2 separate regions of the Mus musculus genome follow, and region 1 is linked to region 2. Evidence: chromatin loops called from intact Hi-C (ENCODE). Cell type or tissue: gastrocnemius. All regions are shown on one strand. Each heading gives the region's core, and the rest is flanking DNA. Links, peaks and the distances in the headings are about the cores only. Region 1 holds the start of Mterf4 (mitochondrial transcription termination factor 4). Region 2 holds the start of Farp2 (FERM, RhoGEF and pleckstrin domain protein 2).

Region 1 (11,013 bases), core at 1,930-9,929, 210 kb after region 2:
GCTGCACAGATTGCGTTCCTGATGACAAGGCTCAGGGAGGCCCTGGTCAACACGTAAATACATTTGGAGGAAGTAGGGCCAAGTACAAATTACTGTTGGGGTCCTGTTACAGCTTAGTCTACTTTCCCACAGACTGATCTGAGATGCTTCAGCTGGCTACCATTTTCTTTTGCGTGTCATGTCTCTCCACAATCACTCACACCAAAGCCCCTGTGTCAGCCTTAGTTAGGGTTTCTGTTGCTGAGATAAAACACTGTGACCAAAAGCAACTTGGGAAGGAAAGTATTTCAGCTTACAGTTACACATCACAGTCCATCACTGAGGGAAGTCAGGGAAGTGAAGGCAGGAACTAAAACGGCTAGAACCTGGAGGCAGGAGCAGATGCAGAGGCCATGGAGGAGTGCTGCTTCTGACTTGCTCCTCATGGCCTGCTTAGCCTCCTTTCTTAAAGATCCAGGAATACCAGCGCATTCACACTGGCACCATTCAAAGTGATCTGGGCCTTCCCACATCAATTCAAGAAAATGCCCCACAGGCTTGTCCACAGGCCAGTCTGGTGGGGGCATCTTTCTCAATTGAAATTCCCTCTTTCCAAATAACTCTAGTTTGTGTCAAGTTGACATAAAACTAGCCAGCGCACCTTGTAAGAAGACAGTCTGGGCTTTGAGTGATCTGGATCTCAACTTCCACACTAACACTTTGGAGTTGACGGGCTCATAAATGCATTTCCTGAGTATATCAGGCCAGGCCTTGATGCCCTAGAACTCCTGGCTGCCTCCTTGCCCTGTGGGAGGCTCTGTGAGGCAGGATAGCTTGAAATCTATAGGTCTGAGATGTGTTCCATTTGACTTCGGCCTGGATCCTCCTGTGTTCTTTATGTCCCTAGAACTTATGAGTCTTCTGTCTGGACTGCTGCAGCCTTGCCCTGAGCAGCGGACCACTTTGGAGAAGCTGATCAGGGACCCCTGGGTGACACAGCCTGTGAACCTTGCTAGCTATACTTGGGAAGAGGTGTGTAGGACCAACCAGCCAGGTGAGAAGTCTGAGTCTCCCTTCCTCTTCCCCTCCTTTTCTTACTGTCTTTGTTTGGGGTGGGGAGGTGATCATCCATCCTAGTTGAGACTCCTTCTGTCCTAAATCCATGTGTCAAGAGTTTGTGGCTGGCCTGAAAAATAGGGCTTGATTATGCAGAGACCCTTAGAGGGAGGACAAGTGCTTATAATAGCCCTGGCTAGGAGGGGTGGGAAGGCAACAGTTTGGAGAGTCAGTTGTCTGGTCCAAAGAGGGATAAGGGTACAGATGCTGAACATGATGCTATGGGGCTCCACACAGGACATGCCTCTTCAGACAAGGCTTCCTAGCCCCAAGTCAGAGCCCCTGGGGAACCAGACTGGAGATTAGCACCCCTTCACTAGCATCTTAGCAGACTCTATACTTCAAGAATATCACCACTGGGGGTTCAGAAGCCACTGCCTCTCCATTCTGTTGTCCTAAACATTTTTTTTTTAGAATTTGTTTGCTAATATGCAATGTATTATCTTCATCTTTCAGAAAGTGGCCTGCTGTCAGCTGCAAGTCTGGAGATTGGGAGTAGGAGTCCAAGTGAAATGGCTCAGAGAGAGGGTCTCTGTGGGCCTCCTGCTCCCAGGGAGACTCGTGGTGACCAGCACTGCTTGCATCTTAAGGACCCCTCTTTGCCAGTCAGCTGAGCAAGCTCTCCTGCTCTTTGGTTTGGGCAGTTGTATGGATTTCAGGGCTTTCTACCTGGAGAAAGGAAGTTGTGAAGGATTGGGATGACTTCTGCTTCTAGATTCCTATGCAAATGCTACAAGAGCCTGCGATGCTAGTTTTCTTAGGTTTATGATATAGACTTGTAATTCATGTTTTTTTATAACCTTGAAAATCATTCTAATGTTCAGTTATACTGTACTATTAAAGGGCTTTAAGTTGTAAGCCTCAGAAAGACACAAGGAGTGTTTAAGTTCTCTATTTTTGTTGTTTGTTTTTGCTTGTAAGTTTTTGAGACAGGATCTCACCATGTAACTTTGGCTGGCCTGGAACTCAACTATGTAGACCAGGTAGACCTTAAACTGACAGATCTGCCTGCGCTTGCCTCCCAAGCATTAGGACTGATGGTGTGTGTCACCATGCCCAGTTCTTCCTGGTTTTGTGTGTAGGTTTCTTTCCCACTGACTTGGTACATGTGACATGTGACAGATGTATGGAGTCTATAGAAGTGGCCAGACAAAAATGGCCAGAATATTTATTTATTTTCTTAAAAATTTTCCAAATTAAAGCTACTTAGTTAACAGTTAAACTGGCCAGGACTATATGAGATAAACTTGGTTTTCTATTTCTTTTTGTTGTTGTTGTTTGTTTGTTTGTTTTTTCGAGACAGGGTTTCTCTGTGTAGCCTTGGCCGTCCTGGAACTCACTTTGTAGACCAGGCTGGCCTCGAACTCAGAAATCTGCCTGCCTCTGCCTCCCAAATGCTGGGATCAAAGGCGTGTGTCACCACTGCCTGACTTTTGTTTTCCATTTCTGTACCCTATTTACTATAGCTAAAAAGAAATCTGTCCTAGTTTGGTCTGGGGGTTCAGGCTTGTTAGTCATCTGTTAATCCATAATGCCCTGCTAGTACTTTCAGACATCCTGTGACTGGCTCAGCTCTACTTTGTCTAATGTGACGGGCTCTAACTATACCTTTATGTCTAGTTGAAGAGCTTCAACCCTACCAGTGTCTGTGACGGTTTCTAGGACCCAGTTCCCAGAAGTTAGTGACATTCAGAAGTTAGTGACATTTTAGCTTTTGATTTCAGATGACTTTGTTTCCAAGAATGAAACAAACATTTTCCCTTATAGTCTTTATTACACATAAAACACAAGATATTGCAGAATTGTTCTTTCCCCCAGACAGGAGTATAGCCGGTTGAAGATACAAAATCCAGCTTTCCAAGAACCATTTCTATATTAGAAAAAAAAATCATTAGGACAGCCAGGGCTATACAGAGAAACCCTGTCTCAAAAAACCAAAAAGAAAAAAAGAAAAGAAAAGAAAAGAAAATCATTAAAGCTTTTGGTTTTACAGTCCGATGCCTTATGAGTGTTCTTTGCAGAAGAACAAAACCAAAGATAAAGCCTTGAGACTAAAGTTGTGAGGCAGCAGCTATAATTTTTCCCGTGGAATTTCAAGTCTGATTTAAGAATGAAATTTGGTGAGGACTGAAGATGCCGCCAGATTTTCACAGTACCCTGTGTCTTAGCTACCACTGCTTCAGAGCTGGCTGACTTGTTCAGGTTCCTAGATTGTTCTCAAAAAGTTGGAGTGGCAGAGTTTCCTTAGGCTTTAGGTGTAAAGGCTTAAATAATATTTATTTAGGAAGAAAATTAAGACAAAAGTAATTCTTTAGTTTTATACAGATTACAACTTTCTTGTCCTCTATAGATAGAATCTTTCTGTCAAAAGATGTTTAAGCACTTCAGCACTAGATCATTGCCTAGCACAAAGCAGTTATGTGTTTATTGATGCAATAGCCAGATCCTTTTTCTCTGGAGCAGCCAATAGGCCGGCAAGAAATAGGTATGGCTTAGAAGTGGTGGAATCTAGGCAGCTGTTAGAACACAGCTTCTTTGTTTTCTTCCCTCCCCTTCTGTACTAGCTGGTTTTGTGTGTCAACTTGACACAGGCTGGAGTTATTACAGAGAAAGGAACCTCAGTTGAGGAAATGCCTCCATGAGATCCAGCTGCAAGGCATTTTCTCAATTAGTGATCAATGGGGGAGGGCCCCTTGTAGGTGATACCATCCCTGGGCTGGTAGTCCTTGGTTCTCTAAGAAAGCAAGCTGAATAAGCCAGGGGAAGCAAGCCAGTAAGTGACATCCCTCCATGGCCTCTGCATCAGCTCCTGCTTCCTGACCTGCTTGAGTTCCAGTCCTGACTTCCTTTGGTGATGAACAGCAATGTGGAAGTGTAAGCTGACTAAACCCTTTCCTCCCCAACTTGTCTCTTGGTCATGATGTTTGTGCAGGAATAGAAACCCTGACTAAGACACCTTCATGTCTAAGATGCAAATTCAGTGCATAGAGGTTGGTTTGGAAGCTTCTGGTGCTCCATCCATAAGTGAAGCCAGACCTCTGGGCTGGGAGGGCTATTGTCATTTTCCCTGTAATTTCATTACTTGGGCCATATTCTGTTTTTTAAAAATAGCAGACACCTTCGTGTGTGTGTGTGTGTGTGTGTCTGTCTGTCTGTCTGTCTGTCTGTCTCAAAGGACAGCTCGGTGGAGTGGGTTTGTGTCTTCACTTTTGCATGGGTCCCTAGAATCAAACTCAGGTCACCAAGCTGGTGTGGTCAGTGTCTGAATTCCTGAGCCATCTTGCTGACTAAACACAAGTCTGTAAACAACAGAACTTACCAAATACTTTTATCTGGGTCTAGATCTGTACATAACCATTTCAGGGAGAGTTTGGGCTGTCCTGAGAACTTATTGCTGTATTACAGTGTCCATCACAAACTACTTACCTCCTCTCTTCCTGTAAGCAGCCAGAGGTCATCTGCCAAGATGTTTCGCTACTCTCTTGACCCAGAAAAACCCCCCAAAATCATGCAAATCAAGAGGTTCAAACCTTCGTGTTCACTTTAAGAACACCCGGGAATCTGCCCAGGCCATCAAGGGTATGCATATCTGCAAAGCCACCAAGTATCTGAAGGACATCACTTTAAAGAAGCAATGTGTGCCATTCCGGTGTTATAATGGTGGAGTCAGTAGGTGCGCCCAGGCCAAACAATGCGGCTGGTCGGTGGTCAAAAAAGAGTGCTGAATTTTTGCTGCACATGCTTAAAAATGCAGAGAGTAACGCTGAACTTAAGGGCTTAGATTTAGATTCTCTTGTCATTGAACACATCCAGGTGAACAAGGCACCTAAGATGCGCCGACGAACCTACAGAGCTCATGGCCGGATTAACCCATACATGAGCTCCCCCTGCCACATTGAGATGATCCTCACTGAGAGGGAACAGATCATTCTAAAGCCAGAAGAGGAGGTTGCACAGAAGAAAAGGATATCCCAGAAGAAACAAGAAACAAAAACTCATGGCACGTGAATAAATTCAGCATAAAATAAATGCAGATAAAGTTAAAAAACAAACAAACAAACAAACAAACAAACCTACTTACCTCAAAGATGAGCCCAGGAACACAAATTTGGTTTTTCCAAAAGATTCTCCACCATGGATGAAGTTAGGTGAGATATTACTAGCTAGAGAATAAAGCCATAAATCAAGGCATTTACCAGACACATTGGTGGGGACCACAGATAGGAAGGATAAGGCAAAACTAGGAAAACACTTAACTCAGTTTTAGATATTATTTAGTGATGCTATTGGCTTTTGGATTGGTGAAAACCATTGTTGGTCTAGGAATATATTTTAAAGGTATTCATTGTCACAAAGCTGTTAAGTTAGACAGGTGGACGATGAATGGATTTCAAAAAGGCTAAGAATAATCCATGATAATTTGGTTTTGGTCTGCAGGATCCTAATTCCACAATCACAGCGTTATCTTATTTGGCCTTGTACTATCTTTAACACAGGTGATTGTTTTTTGTCATATTCTCCCCTCCTCCCCCGGCCCCAGTAAAAGTAGTTTCACAACAGAAAACGACGGTGTGCGCTTCGGGGTAGTTTGGTTTCACCTGTACTCTGAAGAGCAGTTTTAAAACCCAGGTAGTGTTGCTTGTTCCTGGCAGAGACCATGCAACCGAGTATGCCCAACTAAAGGGAGCTGCACCTGCAAGCTGCAGGTGCTGGGCACGAGCATCTGGGATCAAGGGCTTGGCTGCGGAACGAAAGAACGCCACACCCCGGGAGTTCGGCGGACACAGATCGGAGGCCGGACGTTGTGAGCCAGGAAGGACCGCCTCTTCCGGTCTCACAGTTGTTCTTCGCTTGGTCTCCATGGCTTCGCTGGGAAGGCAGGTGAGGTTGCCCTAGGTCCCGGGCTCACAGCGGCTGTTGGCGGGACGTTCAGGAGGCGCTGACGCTGGTTCTTGGTGTTCCGGTCTGGGCACCTTGTGGCAGTAGCGCTCCCGGGTGGCGTGTGCACAGACAGTGTGGCCCTCAGAATAGCTTCTGGCTTCTCCGGAGTTTCGGCTGTGTGCTGCCTAATGGCTAGGGAGGCCTGGACCACCACCAGCGGCAAGAGCGGGGTGTTTGAGACCATTCTGGCGGGCACCGGATGCTCTGTGCTTAATTTGTTATGTGCTAGTCCCAACACCTGGGGCTACTGTGTACAAATCGACAGATTCCTTCCCCCAAATATTCTTCTTTTAATGGAAGGGATCCTTGAAAAACAAAACAAAACTATCCTTTGTTGGAATGAAATTAGGTAGTGTACCTGTCTGGTGGCTAGTCTGAGGTTCAGAATTTTCAACCAAATACTATTGCTCGTGCCCTGTATCTTCAGTATGTAGATATTGCTTATGCTTCAATATCTTCAGTAAGTGCGGTCGTTTGCATGCTACTTTTATTCTTTGGAGACTTTTTAGACCCAGAGAAGATTTTACAGATTGTTTACAAAAACTGTTAGCTTTTGTGGGCCAAGGGTCAAGCTGAGGTTCAAGGTTACTGGCTCAGTAATCTTGTGGTGGTCATTATTCTGAGGTGGGACTGATTCTGTTTTTGCTCTGCCTTACAGGTTCCTGAGTGGCATCGTCTACTGGCCCTCTCCTGGGCCTGTTTGGTTAGGCAGACCCCTCATCTCAGAGAACAGAAACAGATGAGCCCTTCTTTGTCTTGCAAACTGACTACAGTGCCCGGTAGAGGAAGCTTTCAAGAGTTTTCCAGCATTACACCCCAAAAGTACATGCAGGAACCAGAAAACAGGACACGACTTGTTCAGTGTCTTCATGAGGAACAGAAGCCTTGTGTGGATCCTGAGTCCTTGGAGCCTGAAAAGGTCATCCGTTCCCTCCAGGACATGGGTTTTGCTGAAGCCCACATTCACAGCTTGTTTAGTATACAGCCAAGTGTCCATCCTCAACAGTTGCTGGGTATAGTTTCAGAACTCCTACTCTTGGGGTTGAACCCAGAGCCTGTATTTAATGCCTTGAAGAAAAATCCCCAGTTGCTGAAACTGTCTAGCATGCAGATGAAGAGGCGTTCCAGTTACCTTCGGAAGCTTGGCCTTGGAGAAGGTATAAGATGCAGCAGACTTTATAGAGGGAGAGGAGTCAGTTAGGGAGAAAATAGCTTACCCTAGCAGGGATGTCCAGCCTTTTGATAGTAAGGCATGGAATTGTCACCTACAAATGAGCTAGGCTGCATTCATCAATACCCTGGGATGCATGTGTGCTGTGGGCTAAACACACCTTACTCAGAGGAAGTGAGGTAGGAAAGTTTGCTGAGGAGAGGTCAGTGTCTTCAAGAAGATGTGCAGTGGGCTCTCTGCAGATGCCGTTGTAAGGGGGATGTGGGATAGAGGAGCCCAAGAAGAGAGAACCAAGGCCAAAGTGAGCCTCCTGTGTGTTCATTGAGATCTCTAGCTCCAGATCAATGGGGACATGGAGTCTGGTTTTGGTGGGTTAGTGTTGCTCTATGGTAGTGATGTATGTGTATGCAAATGTGTGACCTCCGCAAAAACATCCCACACACAGCTTTCAGAGCTGATGGTGCCCGGTTCCTGGAAGGCTGTTAGAGTGCCCTCCACCTTCCAACAGCTGTCACCCTTCTGGAGAAGGGAGGTGGGGCTCTCCAGTGAACTCTACCCATTTGACTGCTTTTATTTCATTACTGACTGTTCCTGGTAAGATTTCACCCCCAAAGTGGGGAGGCTTAGAGCCCACTGTGTTTGGTGTCTCGGCATGCCTCCTCTAGAAGATAAGCAAAAAGATAACTGTGTTCCCCTTGACACGTTGTCTCTTGTAACATGATCTAAGCCCAAGCTCAGTCAGTGTGTGAAGCACAGCCTGAGAGGAGAAAATAAAGCTTACTCTTTGGAAACGCCTCTTCACAGGGAAGCTAGGCTGTTAGGAAAGTTACTTGACAGTCTTAAGTGGCTTTTAAGTTTCCAGTTTTTAAATCGGCACAACTATTCATCAGAAGACCATTTGCTTCACTTATGAAGCCCTGCTTATATCATTTGTCTGAATACAGTTACTAATGTAACTCAGTAAAACACGGGGAGGCTGGGTGTGGTAGTGCATTCTTTTAATTGAACTCTATAGTCAGGAGGATGGAGCTCTGCAGGTTCCAGGCCTTCCAAGGAGACCCTACAAAACAAACAATAATACAGTTGGATATAACACATGGTCACGCTCAGACTACTTATAATTGTGTGTTCTGGATATTCTTGTTCCTACCATTGTTCCTAAAGGCCTCTTCATTGAGCTCAGACTCTCAAGTCTAGAGATTGTTAGTCTCTATACAATGTCTAGATTATACAGAGAGAAGCAGCAGCCTGAGCCCCACTGTGCAGGAAACCACTCTCCTCTAACATTCCCCAGTGAATCCCCGGGAAGCTTTCTATGCTAGGCAAGCAAGAGGAGACCTAGAGTATGAAGTTGCCGCCTTCAGATAGAAGACTAGAAAAAGGCAGGGACATAGGGAGGGTTGTTGGGTCTGTGAAGAGTCCTTTGCGTGGTGCTTCATGGAAAGTAGATCTCTGAATGGGCAGTCCTGTGGAGGGAGAGGATCCTGCTGTGCCCCCATGTGGGTGCCACAAGACAACTTCTAGAGTTGATTGTCTGCTGCCACAATGTGGGTCTTGGGGATTGAACTCAAGTTTCAGGTTTGCTGGCAGGTGCCTTTACCCACTGACTCATCTACCAGCCCCTAAATGTTGTTTAGCCCTTGGCGTTCGGGAACATGCCAAAGTTACATGCTTTGCTTAACACTCTACAGGGAAACTGAAGCGGGTGCTGTCCGTTTGCCCTGAGGTTTTCACCATGCATCAGCGGGACATTGACCGAGTTGTGAAGGTCCTCAGGGAGAAGTGCTTGTTCACGGCACAGCACATCACAGACGTTCTGCACAGATGCCCCACTGTTTTGCAGGAGGACCCCAACGAGCTAGAATACAAATTCCAGGTGAGAGTAAGTGACTAGGCCGATGATGGCAGAGTGTTCAGGTTTTTAAAGCTGAATAGGGTCTGAAGCCTCTGAGTAAAACACCTCAGTTTTCTCCTCTCCAAAGCAAACCTGTTGTTTAGCTCTGCCCCATTCCAGGTCCAAGTAGGTAAACTTTACAACCCTTGGGGCATCTTTTTGTATAGGAGATTTAGAAATTGTGACAGTTGCCCTAAAAGTTTAGTGACAGATAGGTCATAAGCACTTGTGCATAGCTGTGATGGCAGTGCGGGCACTCCTTTAATCTTAGCACTCCAGAGGCAGAGGCAGGCGGATCTCTGAGTTTGAGGCCAGCATGGTCTACACAGTGAGTTCCAGGACAGCAAAGGCTATGTAGAGACCATGTCTCTAAAAACCAACCAAACAAGCAAACAAAGCTGGTATGAGGACCTGAGTCCAGATCCCCAGAACCCACCTAAGCTGGATGCCCAGTGCCCCAGCACCCCTGTGGGGAGATGGGAGGTAGAGTCAGGGCGTCCTTGGAGGCTTGTGGGCCAGCTAGCCTGGCCTCTGAGCTCTGAAGCACTGCTGGGACATACTCAGATAAAACAAGCTGCATGCTCACACATGTGTTTAAAGGTTCCTAGGTATCTTAGGATTTCTTTGGGTCTGATTTTTCCTACACTCATGATTTTTGTTGCCCTATTTAAAGAAAAGTATATCCCTGTATGCCCCTTTGTTTTCTGATGCATTTTTCTCAGCTTGAATTTGGAAATGCTTTGAAAACTTGAGATTTCATAAAAGTGTTGGTATTATACTACAGTGGCTATTCTACCATTTCTAATTAGGCAACTAATGACTTTGGACTAAAGTTTGTTTTGAGTTGGAATGACAGGCTTCAGGTTTCTCTACATGGATTCCTGAACATGTTTGTATCTTTCAGTATGCATATTTCAGGATGGGACTCACACATCTAGACATAGTCAGGACGAATTTCTTACAGTATTCAATAACCAAGATCAAGCAGAGACACATTTACCTGGAGCGCCTTGGACGGTACCAGACCCCTGATAAGAAGGGGCAGACACAGATCCCTAATCCCTCACTGAGGAACATTCTCAGAGTTTCTGAAGCTGAGTTTTTGGCCAGGACAGCCTGTTCCTCTGTCGAGGAGTTTCAAGTTTTTAAAAAACTCTTGGATCAAGAGGAGGAGGAGGAGTCTGAGAGCCATGCATCTGAGGAGGAAGAGGAAGAGGAGGAAGAGGAGGAGCTACTGTGACACAGCACTGGGGTGTCAGAGGTCATTCTCATATTCTCGAAGTGCTGGGGACCTTCACCTGGATCTTCTCAAGCACTTTTGATCCCAACACTGGTATTTTGATGGGGGAAAAAACCAACCTGTAATGATCCACTGGAGATACAGGTAGATAAACCAAACCAAATGAGGGGTGCTTTGTTGTGGGTTCTTTGGGAGGCCCTACTCCATCCTAAATAAAGGACTCGGCTGTCAAAATCCAGGGGGTGCAACCCTTCCAGGTTGGAGTCTTTTTCTCTGTTAAAATAAGTTGTGCTAGTTCCAAAACCATGTGGAGAGAGAGGTGCCTTTCGGCTCAGGAGTACTTTGTATGTCCAGGTAGTAGTAAAGATGAAGTCATGAAATTGAAACATGAGGGTTAGTATGTCATAGCACTTTATTTAATGAAAACAAGTAGCAGGTTTCCCACACAATAGGCAGCTTCTAAATCTGACACCATTTCCCAGCCTTCTGACGTGTTGAGTGTACAGCAGAGTGAGAGGCAGTTGGTTACGTTAGTAACATGTCCTTTAGTCACACGGTTGTCAGACTAGCAAAATGCTTCTCTGTCAGTTGCTGACCCTTCCTGCTTGGGCAAGTTGGCCTTCATGTTGGTTCCTGGCTGGTTGCCACTTCAAGGCCTCCTATCTTTCTGGC
Region 2 (11,013 bases), core at 1,411-9,410:
GATTTGTTATTCAGATATTGTGGTCTGCTTTCCACTGCTCTCCATAATAACAACTACAGAAAAGAAACCTGCAACTTTTATAGAAGTAGACAAAGTATTTAGTAAAGTCTTATAAATTCATTTCCAACATCACTTCCTCCTTCCCAAACAAATTCCCACTGGCCAATGAAAATGCATTTAGGACCTTCACTCCAAACCCTACTAGTTTATTTGGCATCAAGCATGGGGTGGAAAAATGCCCAATCAAAGCAATTTGATGATAAAAAAGAAAACTAGTTTGACTTAGTTTTCTAGGTCTCTCACACGGGCCTGGTACTGGTAAGGCCCCAAGCAAAATGTTCCCATGGTCATATGTTTCTGTAAAACTTACCAAAAAGTAATTCTGACTGTAATCACTTATGACTGCTCCGCTGTCCAGTGTAACTTTGCCTGTGCCATTCTCTCCTGAGAAGGGAACTTGGAGGAGCAGTTGGCGCATCTGGGAGCTATTAGGGTGGAAGTACATTTAAGTTTCCTACAGTCTCGAGTACATTGAAATGCACTCCTAGAATGCTGTTCATACACCGTGTTGCCCTAGTGCTATGTAACAAGGTCCTAAGGCAGCCCAAGAGGGTCCACTGCTAGCTGAGGGTCCACTGCTATCTAAGAGTCCACTGGTATCTGAGGGTCTACTGTTATCTGAGGGTCTACTGTTATCTGAGGGTCCACTGGTATGTGGTGGCCATGGCCAGCCCCCATTTCTCTACTCTCTCCTTCTCTCTGCCTTTCTCTGCCTCTGCTACCCTCTTAACTCCCCTCCCCATGCCCTGAATAAACTCTATTCTATACTAGAAAAAAAAAGAAGAAAAGTGCAAGACCTTACCTATCAGAAAAACAGGGTGATAATATAAAACTACAACTGTAAATATGCCTTAGAAGTGTATTTTCTTCCTTATTAAATGTAATTAATACACAAAACAGAATAAAAATCTGTCCATTCCCCCTTACCCTGGGGACACAAAGCTCTTTAGATATGGACTATTAGATATGTGCCTATATGTAAAAATTATGTATCCTATCAATAAAAATGCATCAGCTATTCTAGAGGAATGAACAAATTCTATCTTCTCACTGCCATGAAAAGGAAATTAAAAATACATAGCTAAGAAAAAAGAATTACATGCAAGGTAATATTACATCACATGTTTCCTTCCTTTTTTCCCAAACAGGGTCTCATGTATCCCAGGCTGTGTTTGATGGCGTTGACTTCTGGTGTTCCTGTTTCTACCACTGTCTCCTGAGATTACAGGGATGTGGCAGTCTGTCAGGTTCAAGTGGCCCCAAGGATCCAGCTCAGGGCTTTGTGTATGCTAGGAAACCAACTCAGCTACATTCCTAGCTTCGTGCTTTTTCTGATACTAGACACATGTTTACTAATAAATTTTTACTTGCAACCTGATTTCTTTTCAAAGATTTATATTTGTTATCTTAAATTGTGTGTGGGGGCATGTGCATTTTGAGGGCAGGTGCCCACAGGACCAAAGGTGTCTCATTCCTCTAGAGATGGGGTTATAGGTGTCGTGAGCCGCCTACACTTTTCTAATTATATATGCTTCAGGCTCCACACAGTACCTGACATCAGACTTTGCCCCCCTCCACAAAACTTCATTATTGTATTCAAACATTTATTGATCACCTATTCTGATAAAATAGAAACTCTTAAGTGCTTAAGGATATAGGACCTACCAAGGGAGAAAAGTCCCTATATTCCAGTGGGGATGTTAGATGGTGGTAAATATTACAGACAAAGTGAGGCTAGCAGAGGAATTCCGCAGATGAAAGAGCAGTTGGGATGAATGGAAAAGCCTAACCAAAAAAGCCTAATCAATCCTCACACACAGAGCAGTAGCCCCTGCCCTGCTCCATGTAACCACCACTGCCAGGAGGCCCAGACCAAGCCCTTTGCTTTACACTGTGTCATTTATCGCTCGAAACTACCTGTGACAGGTGGCAGGGCTCCCACACTTATAGCTCAAGGAATTCCAGTTCATAGAGGCGAATGACTTAGCAGTTCCTCACCTCTGCAGATGGCCTTAACTCCACCCTGATTCTGTGATGTTCGCACAGAGGAGTGTATTCAAGAAAAGGAAACAATTATGTAAGCACACATGACCACTTGTCCACCTCAGTCACAGAGAGGGGAAAAAAAATCACTGCAGTGGCCTCTCAGACTCAGTGGGATGGGGTCTCACAGGAAGCAAGAGATGGGGTAGGGCATAGTGGCACTCCTGAGAAAGAGGAATGTGATCTATGAGTTCCAAGACAGCCAAGGCTACACGGCCAGACCCTGTCCCAATCACGTAATGTGGGCACATTACCTGTGCAGAAAGGCAGAGTACAGATAGTTCAAGACAACACAGGAGAGAAGAGGAAGCTGCCTGGGGTTGGGCTGTCAGGGGTCTAGTAGTTCAACTAGATGAAAGTCCATACAAGCTAGGGGGTGGGGCATTATGAAGTTTATTTTGGGATGTGACGAGAATGGGCTGGGGAGGTGAGATGAGCCACAGCAGGGCTCATCATTGTATCCAGTCACATTAGAATGCCCTTTCCCTGAGGTTTTTAATTACATTTATTTGTGTATGTGTGTGCACATATGTTTGACAGTATTCACACAGAGAGGTCAGAACACAACTTTGGGGAATAGTTTCTTTCCTTCTACCATGAGTGTCCCTGGATCTGATGCAGGTCGCCAGGCTTGGCAGCAAGCTTTAACCATTCTCAGGTTTTTAAAGGTAGCAATAAACTAAAATACCAGGCTTAGAGAGAAATAATCCTACAAATCTAAAACAAAATCACTTCCACCATCCTGCCCTCACAACTCTGTCCATGTCCTCAGGCATACTTTTTAATACTTTAATTTTTATGTGCACACCATTTCACTGTTAAGCTTAAAAGACTATGGTTCAGCGGTTAAGAGCACTGACTGCTCTTCTAGAGGTCCTGAGTTCAATTCCCAGCAACCACATGGTGGCTCACAACCATCTGTAATGGGATCTGATGCCCTCTTCTGGTGTGGCTGAAGACAGTGACAGTGTACTCATATAAATAAAATAAATAAATCTTTTTTTAAAAACTACTTACAGCCTATTTCCCAGGACCGAAATGGTTCAAATGATGCTGTGAGGAGGGACAGGAATGAGCGTACCAACGAATGTTTACTAGCCAAGAGGTTTACTTAACCACCTGATCGATACAAGGTTTGCCTATCAGATTTTTTTTTAAGTGGAATTTCAAAAATCAAAATATCACATACTGGCAGTTGCTTTCCAAAAATAGAGCACAATCATCACCCACATAAACACTCCTGAGTAAATTATAACACCAGACTTCATCGCACTACGTTCTATGGGAGCCTCAGCTTTTCAACTCTGGTTGGTAAAGTAAAACCCTCACCTCAACAGATACACAGAGCCAAAGGACTGTATATGGACCTTAGAGAACAGACTAGAGTCACCCAGATTTTCAGTGTGTTCTGGCTGCACACCGAGCAAGGCAGGGTATGTACAGAGTTCATGAAGGGAAAGCAAGGAAAAGGAAACTATGAATGTAACCAAAATGATTGGCAGAATTTAGAGAAATCTGTTAATGTCTGAATACAGAAGGGGTTCATGTGACTAGAAGCAGGGGTGTTTGGAAAGGAGGAAACTGACAAACAGACATAATGGCGTCCTGCAGAATTACCCATGGATTCATCTCTGCTTAGGCAATGCTCCTCCCTGGACCCTACCCCTTTTCAAGTGGGATAACTCTGTGGAATCACCAAGTCTCTAGCTCTTCTTACAAATACCCAGGGCTAGCCTGCGCTGCCACTGACTCAGGTCGCCCTTTCACTTGTCAGTAACAGTTAATGAAGTACTTACTGGATGCAGGGCATCTTAGCGGCTTTGAAAAACTGATTCTTAGTCATGGCAACAAGCGTCTGAGGTAAATACATTCTAAACCCACTCTATGGATGAGGAACCTGAGGCGGGGCAAATGAGAGATACACCTGAGTCCTCTCTGTAAAGGAATCTGTAGGAAGGAACCTAACTCGATAATCACCATCTCTACAATGTGGCAGGGCAAGGACACCGGAGAAGCAGAGGTTTACATGGTTGCGGTATCCCAGAGAGTCATCCACAACCCCACCGGGCAAGGTCTTCCCGTGCTTTATTTAAAACGGGGCTATGCATAGGAAGCCATGGCGCACCCCTGTGCTCCACCTACACTCAGCCCTCAGGTGGCTGACAAAGGAGGATGACGGGTTGGAGGCCAGCCCGGGCTATGGAAACTGTCTCAACAAAAAACGGTGGGGGACAGGGATATATGAAAACTTTAGAACTGACAACGAAACAGCCACAAAGCGCTTCACAAATGCCTTCCCACGTCCCGAAACTCACAAAACTTTTATTTGGCCTACAAGTAAAGGTTACTTCATACCTCCCCATTTCAAATGACCTTTCCATCTTGCTAACACTGTGAGAATCTGTGCTGCTGATCATAATGCCGTCTCCACAAGACCGACTCTAATTCGGTGCTACCCACTAATTACCAAATATTTTCACAGTGGCCCAGTCAAAAACACCTCATGGAAACAGAACAAAGCTAGGGAGAAAGGCCACCCCTTTAAAGATTCTGTCCGGAATCTTAAGGCTCTCCATTCTTTCTCAGCACGGTGTATCGACATTATTTCCTTCACGAATGCCTTGTTTTCATTTCAATTTTTCATCACCATTACTGGGACATGAAAGAGTTTAAGAAATCACTGCCACGTGTGTAAATGGCAAAGGTGCTTATAATCTCGGATGAGTAAAAGGCAGTGGGCCAGTACTGTTTCTAGATCTTAGCAGAGTAAGAATATCCGAGTCTCAGTTCTGAAGGAAAGGCCGAGAAGAAAAAAGAATGCCCTTCTGGGCTTTCATTTGTGGCTCCGGGTGCTGCTTCCCAAGGTGCTTTGTAGAGCACTGGCCTGGGGGTGGGGGCGGTCTTCAGCAGGACATTCTTGTGGCCCTTAACCCATCACGGGACACTCAGTGTCCACGAGAGATGCTGAGACTCTGATCACCCCCCTTCCTCGACAGCTGGTCTCCACGTGTGCTGTTCCTGTCCTCAGTACTCTGCTGACAGCCTGGCTCCTTGGAACTCTGCAGCTCTCAGCCCTCCCCAGACTGCCCATCTACAAAAGCAACTCTCCAGCCAGTCCTCAGCGGACATCCAGACTGGACCCGAGACTCTCCCTCCCTTCGCCCTCCACCGACAGGCCGTCCACAGACGTGTGTTGTCAAACGCGGACTCTGGCGCGCCTCACGAAGGCCTCAGAGCCGGGCGTGGACTTTCTCTGGTGGACGGCCAGCCTCAGGCCTGGTCCGGCTCGGGTTCCGCTGAGGTCCGGCCAACGAAGGAAGCCCATGCCCAACCCAGCGCCCCTGCGCGGCTCGCTCCCCTCCCCCGCCCACGGCCGCCGCGTCCTCACCGTGCCACACCGGCCTGCGCCGCCGCCAGCCAGGCCTCCTCCACGTCCTGCGCCCGCGCCGCCCGATCCCGACAGCTAGCTGCTTCCCCGCCCCCGCCGCGCGTCCGCCGCAGCCCCGCCCCCCCGCGGACGCACCACCGATTGGCCTGCGGGCGGGTCCTCCCGACCGGCGCCTGCGAGCGCAGCACCTAGCTCTGATTGGTGATCACATGGGACAGGGCGGGGCGAGGGAGCCCCATAAAGTCAGAAGCAAAGCTGTGCAGCTTCTCCGCGGGTGCAACAGGGCTTCGGCGGGCTGTGCGTGTCCTCGGCCCTGGGAGGGGCTTTAGGACCTGAGGACTCTGTGCTGGGTGGGACTTAGGAAACCCGCGAGTTCTCCGTCTTAGTCTTCGCTTTGACAAGGCGACGGGAGGATTCTATCTTGGACGCAGCTTTGGAACAACGGGAGGACTACCCCAGACCTGGACTCTGGAATGCGGGTGGCCCTGGGCGGGACTTTTGGCACAGGGGCGGGTCTCAGCCTACAGCCTGGCTTTGGCAAGCAGGGCAGCCCCGATTCTGGGTGGGGCCTTGGACTTCAAGCTCGCGGGACTATTCTGGCATTCAGGCCTCCCTGACTACTAGGCTCTTTCCTACCTTCCATCCGTGGTGCCCAACCAGGGAATAGTGGAACCGTGGTCTTTAGGCACCAGCTGTTCCTAAAGGGACGCTTTTGAGGTGCAGGCTACGCTAAGAGTCCTCGAAGCCCTCGCGGTTCCTTTCTGGATTTGAGGCTTTCTGGAAATGAAAAATGGTGAGACTGGATTCTGGTCCTTCCACTTCAGACTTGCAGCAAACTCACTTTCTTCTTCCATTGGTTAAGCGAATGGGCCTGCAGGGAGCCAGCCCTTTGAACCAGTCTAGGCTAAATAAATCCACACAGGCCCCCAAGCGATTCATATAGAACTCTAGCCTTTGGCAATAAGTCCTTAAGATAAGCAGGGAGGGCCTCAGCCCACTGGAGGGTGGGTGGGTGGGGGGGCTCTCTGCTTCTCCAAGGCAACCTAGAAGCTCAGGCTGACTGGGTCTGCAATTTTAGTAGGCTTCCCAACTTCCTCCACCACCTTGGCTATCCCTTATTTGTAACCAGCCACTGCCATAGCCACTGACTGTGATGTCCATCATTAAGAAAAGGAACTGGGCCGGGTGGTGTCGCACGCCTTTAATCCCAGCACTTGGGAGGCAGAGGCAGGCGGATTTCTGAGTTGGAGGCCAGCCTGGTCTACAAAGTGAGTTCCAGGACAGCCAGGGCTATACAGAGAAACCCTGTCTTGAAAAACCAAAAAAAAAAAAAAAAAGAAAAGGAGCTGGACTGGACAAGGCAAGAATGAGGTTTGACATGAGCAACCTAGTGATTTAGAGAGCAGGAGCCTCATTTCCTAGTGTCAGTACGCTGCTTAGAGAGCAAGAGGATGAGAAAGACTCCGATAGTACTGGGTGGTCAATCCAGGGGTCATGCTGACAAACCGGAGTGAGGCCAGGCCGAAGAGATTGATCATCCACCCAGATTAGGATAAAGTTTGGGGTTATGTGGCTCTGCTCCCTTTATGAGTCCTGAGATCAAACTCAGGTTTGATCACGTTATGAGGCAAGTACTCTTAGCCACTAAGGCATCTCACCAGAGCAAATTCAGATTTTTAAAGTCACTTTCCTGGGCTGGGGAGATGATTTAGCTGTTAAGGGCTGCTCTTCCACAACACACAAATCCAGTTCCTGGCACCCACATGGCTGCTCACAACGGTCTCTAAGTCCAGTTCCAGGGGACCTGACACCCTCCTCTTCTAGCCTCCTTGGGTGACAGGCATACACATGGTACAAAGACATGCAGGCAGGCAAAATACTCATACACATACAATAAAAAGGTAGAAAAACGTAAAAATCTGAGCATGGTGGTATACATCTTTAATCTCAGCACTCCAGAGGCAAAGAGAGAGATAGTAGATTTCTTTGAGTTGGAGACCAACCTGATTTACATAAAGAGTTCCAGGTTAGCCAGGCTACAAAAGTGAGTCTGCCTCAAACACAAAAAAAACTCCAACCAATACATAAACAAACATTTTAAAAATTAAGACTGTTTTCCTAATTCATCTCTCTTCTTACAAATATGGAGAATTAGAAATATATTTGGATCACTTTTACTTCCCACTATGTTTAACAGTTGTTGCTTCATTTTCTAATTAGTAAATTTACCTATGAAGTCTTACTGTCCATTTTATCAAGTAGTCTGCAGACAATCTGATAACCTGTACAGCTATAGGATTTCTTTTGGAGTATCTGGGTTATCTCTGATGAAAATATACGCAGCACGCCTGCTATTAATACAAGTAACATCTTGCTCTGATATACAGTTGTAATAGGGGTCTTGAATCTTCACAATGGCCCGCATACTTTACTCAAAAAGAGGACTACTCATTTAATATCTAAACAATAGTGCTTTATTGAAAAAGGTTAATTTAAATGGATACAAAGTTGAAGTGTGAAATGTTTTCAAAATACATTTCTACAAGTACAAGTTACTTCTTAGTGAAAGAGCAAGTATCTGTTAGCAAAAGCAGTAAAACTGAAGGGGGTTAGAATTGTGGCTGCAAGACCTCACAATCCACACTGCCAATATTAGATGTCAGCTGACCCGAAGTAGCACCTTAACTCAAAAACATGGGACTCACACCGAATACTTGGGAATTCTTTCATTTTTTTGTTTTTAAATTTTTCTCCAACAAACTTAATGTCAAAATAAGCCAAACAAAGGACTGCATGGGTACTCTAAAGTCATTGACGCTTTTCTTGATAGGAACTTCACACAATGAACTTCCCTGATCACTCACAGTGATGCAATGTGAAGAGGCAAAGCGAGCAAATGTATTTTTCCTCATTAAATTTATAAACAACCATGCTTAAGCTTCATCTTATTAGTACTACTGAGTTTTGGACTGAATTAAACGTAAATCCCTGCCTCATCATCAATCAAGTCCTTCCTCCTGCAGCAAATGAAAGCACACAGTTAGCACCTGCTTTGCTTCTCCACACCACTGCCTCCTTCACCTGCCCCTTCCCTTCTAAGGTCACTGCCTGACATTAGAAGACAGGGTAGAAGAGGGAAGTGCCAGAATATAAACCAGGCAGGACTCTGCTTGCCTGCTTGGGGCACAGATCTGAAAAGCCTTTCGTTCATGGTGTGAAGACATTTATACTACACACACTGAAGAAAATGACAGTGCCTGGAAACAGATGAGACAGTCTGCACATAAAAAACCCAGCACTGCTATTTTCCTTTCAATAGAAGGATCACTGAAAAGGGGAAGAGTTAGACGAAAACCTGGCAGGCATCTGGGCTTCAAGTGGCCTTTTGTTCAAGAGCACCACCCAATCACAAGCCTGGGGTTGGATCCATGCCAGCCAAGGACTATGATTTCCACTGCTATGACCTTTTGCACCTAGTTATAGAAAGTACATTAAAGTGCAGTATAAAATATAAACATTTTGGTTTCTTTAAAAAAGTATTGCCTTTTTAGTTGAGTAAAAAGTTTACTGACTCTTCCTTATAAAGAGTCTTGTTACAATATGAAGCTGGAGCTCATAGCTGCTTTGGTTCTCTCCACAGCATAGCATAATCAGCATCCACAGTATAAAAAGTCCTTGTAGTGAGCTTTCTCTACAGAGGTTTGAAAATGATCTGGCACTAGAATCCAGAGCTCTTAAAATTCAACCCTGAAATCCTGCTTTTTAAAAGCTATTTAAGTATAAACATGTATCTCATTAGATAACTCTCTTCTGTTCTACCTGGTTAACAGATAATTGTGCAGATGAATAAGCCGAATGAACTACAGCAGCAAAATTGGTTTTAGGTGTTCTGTACAAATATAAAGTTAACAATGTGACTTCAATTCTAGTAAGCAAATAATTTGCCACCAAGTATGCACAACCACTTCTGTCACAGGTACATCAATGTCCACCACACAGGAACATTCTGAGCATAAAAATGTCTAGATAGAAATCAAAGAGTACTTGTCAGTGATTAGTCAGGCCAGCTATATCATAGAAATTCACTATTAAGAGTATACATGTTGACTGATTCTTAGAAATAAATTCTAACATTAGTGGTTCAGGAGGAATAAAATATCAGAGTTTTCCTTACAAAATTTAAAGTGTAACAATGAAATATAAATGTTAAAAGTACTTCATACCAAAGGAGTTGGGGGGTTGAGGGCAGAAAAAGAAGGAAAAGAAAAAAAGAGTAAAAACAAAAACCACCAAATGTTAAAAAAGAAAAAAAAAAAAAAAAAAAAACCCCAACCAAACAAAAAACAAAAAACAACCAACTGAAATCCTCAGACACAGGTGCTTCATTGTGGATGGGTGCCCTTCCTTCCACAGGGCTAAGAACCTTGATGCTGTAGCACTTATCAGGAAGTCTTTCTTATCCAAAGTGTTTCCTGGAAAGTAAAAACAAAACAATTTAAATGGAAGTGATGCATTTGTTTCTTACAGCACTGGCAATCCTCCCTCTGCAGAACAAAGGGCATAAACTGAACTAAATCAAGATGCCTTTATGAGGTTTGTGGAAACTGACAGATACTGTAAAACAGTGCTCAGAATTACATCAGATCACAAATCTGAGTGACACGCCAATTTTCAATGGTCACAGCACGGTTGCCTGAGAGGCCTAGAGGTCTACACCTAGGTGGCCCTTATCTAATGGCACTGGTTCCTCTTTCTGGCACCTTTACTATTTTTTTTCATCTGCAGAAGACTTTAATAAATTAAGAAAGTTCTTTTTAAAGATGTTTCCAATATTAAAGAGTTTCCAACACTATTACTAATAAAAATTTTAATTTTTCTTTAACATATTTAATTTTTTCTTTACCATAAACTATATTGTAACATTAGAAAATAAGAATATCTTTACTAGACAGTAGGTGGCAGCAGAGACTAGTTTCTGCTTTTCAATGAAAGGTTACTAACACAGCTAACAGCAGCGGACTTGAGAGAGAGGAGCCCATAGTCATAGGGGAGTCACAGTCATGGCTGAGCTGGCAGTGAGCCCGCCCTCCCTCCCCACTTACCAATATGAAAGCTCGGCCTCACACATGCTGCCCGAGAGCCCCGCTGTCACTGTCACCACCCTGCATCTGCATCTGCATCTGCGCTTGCATTCTTGCAATCATCTCTTGCATGCGGCGGAGCTATGAACAGTACATGTCAGATACAACGTTGGTGTTGTCATGCATTAGTTTCCATTGCTTTTCTCAAACACATGTTCAAATAAACCTTATAAACCAATATAAAAGAATCAACTATAAAAAAACCCATGTAAATGACAAAATTTATGATTCAAATGAGACAGAAGTTATCAATAAACAGAATCACTAAAGACTAGTAAGACAATGAGGCAAAAAGAAAGCCTGCTATTACCCTTTGGAGAACACAAAGGATGAATCATCTTTTCTGCTCAGCAACAAGGTCTTAGCTATGAAAACAAAACT

Evidence for each region. Peaks named below come from ENCODE experiments on the same cell type or tissue, not always from the same donor. Only the 100,000 strongest peaks of a DNase experiment are listed, where the experiment ranks them.
Region 1: a loop joins it to region 2, with 2.2 times the contacts of the local background. A loop is called at or near these places in 2 of 42 quality-filtered maps.

Annotation. Positions count from the first base shown.
Region 1 is chr1:93,300,788-93,311,800 of GRCm38, reverse strand. Mterf4 (mitochondrial transcription termination factor 4) reads left to right here and starts at 5,922. Exons shown (of 4, transcript NM_178051.4): 1 at 5,922-5,976; 2 at 6,695-7,193; 3 at 8,899-9,083; 4 at 10,006-10,596. The coding sequence starts at 5,956. The coding sequence ends at 10,341. It overlaps Pask (PAS domain containing serine/threonine kinase), which reads left to right. Exons shown (of 18, transcript NM_080850.2): 17 at 887-1,033; 18 at 1,552-2,364. The coding sequence ends at 1,709. It overlaps Gm28535 (predicted gene 28535), which reads right to left and starts at 5,837. Exons shown (of 3, transcript NR_151531.1): 1 at 5,694-5,837; 2 at 5,177-5,258. It also overlaps a transcript of Sned1 not described here and the pseudogene Gm7867. In gastrocnemius, for the core only: no CTCF peak of the experiment used is centred there; a DNase peak (open chromatin) is centred at 5,886; H3K4me3 peaks cover 1,755 bases; H3K27ac peaks cover 1,148 bases.
Region 2 is chr1:93,506,663-93,517,675 of GRCm38, reverse strand. It overlaps Septin2 (septin 2), which reads right to left. Exons shown (of 13, transcript NM_010891.2): 12 at 10,594-10,713; 13 at 7,943-9,963. The coding sequence ends at 10,612. Farp2 (FERM, RhoGEF and pleckstrin domain protein 2) reads right to left here and starts at 5,572. Exons shown (of 27, transcript NM_145519.2): 1 at 5,492-5,572. In gastrocnemius, for the core only: no CTCF peak of the experiment used is centred there; a DNase peak (open chromatin) is centred at 5,626; H3K4me3 peaks cover 2,406 bases; H3K27ac peaks cover 2,181 bases.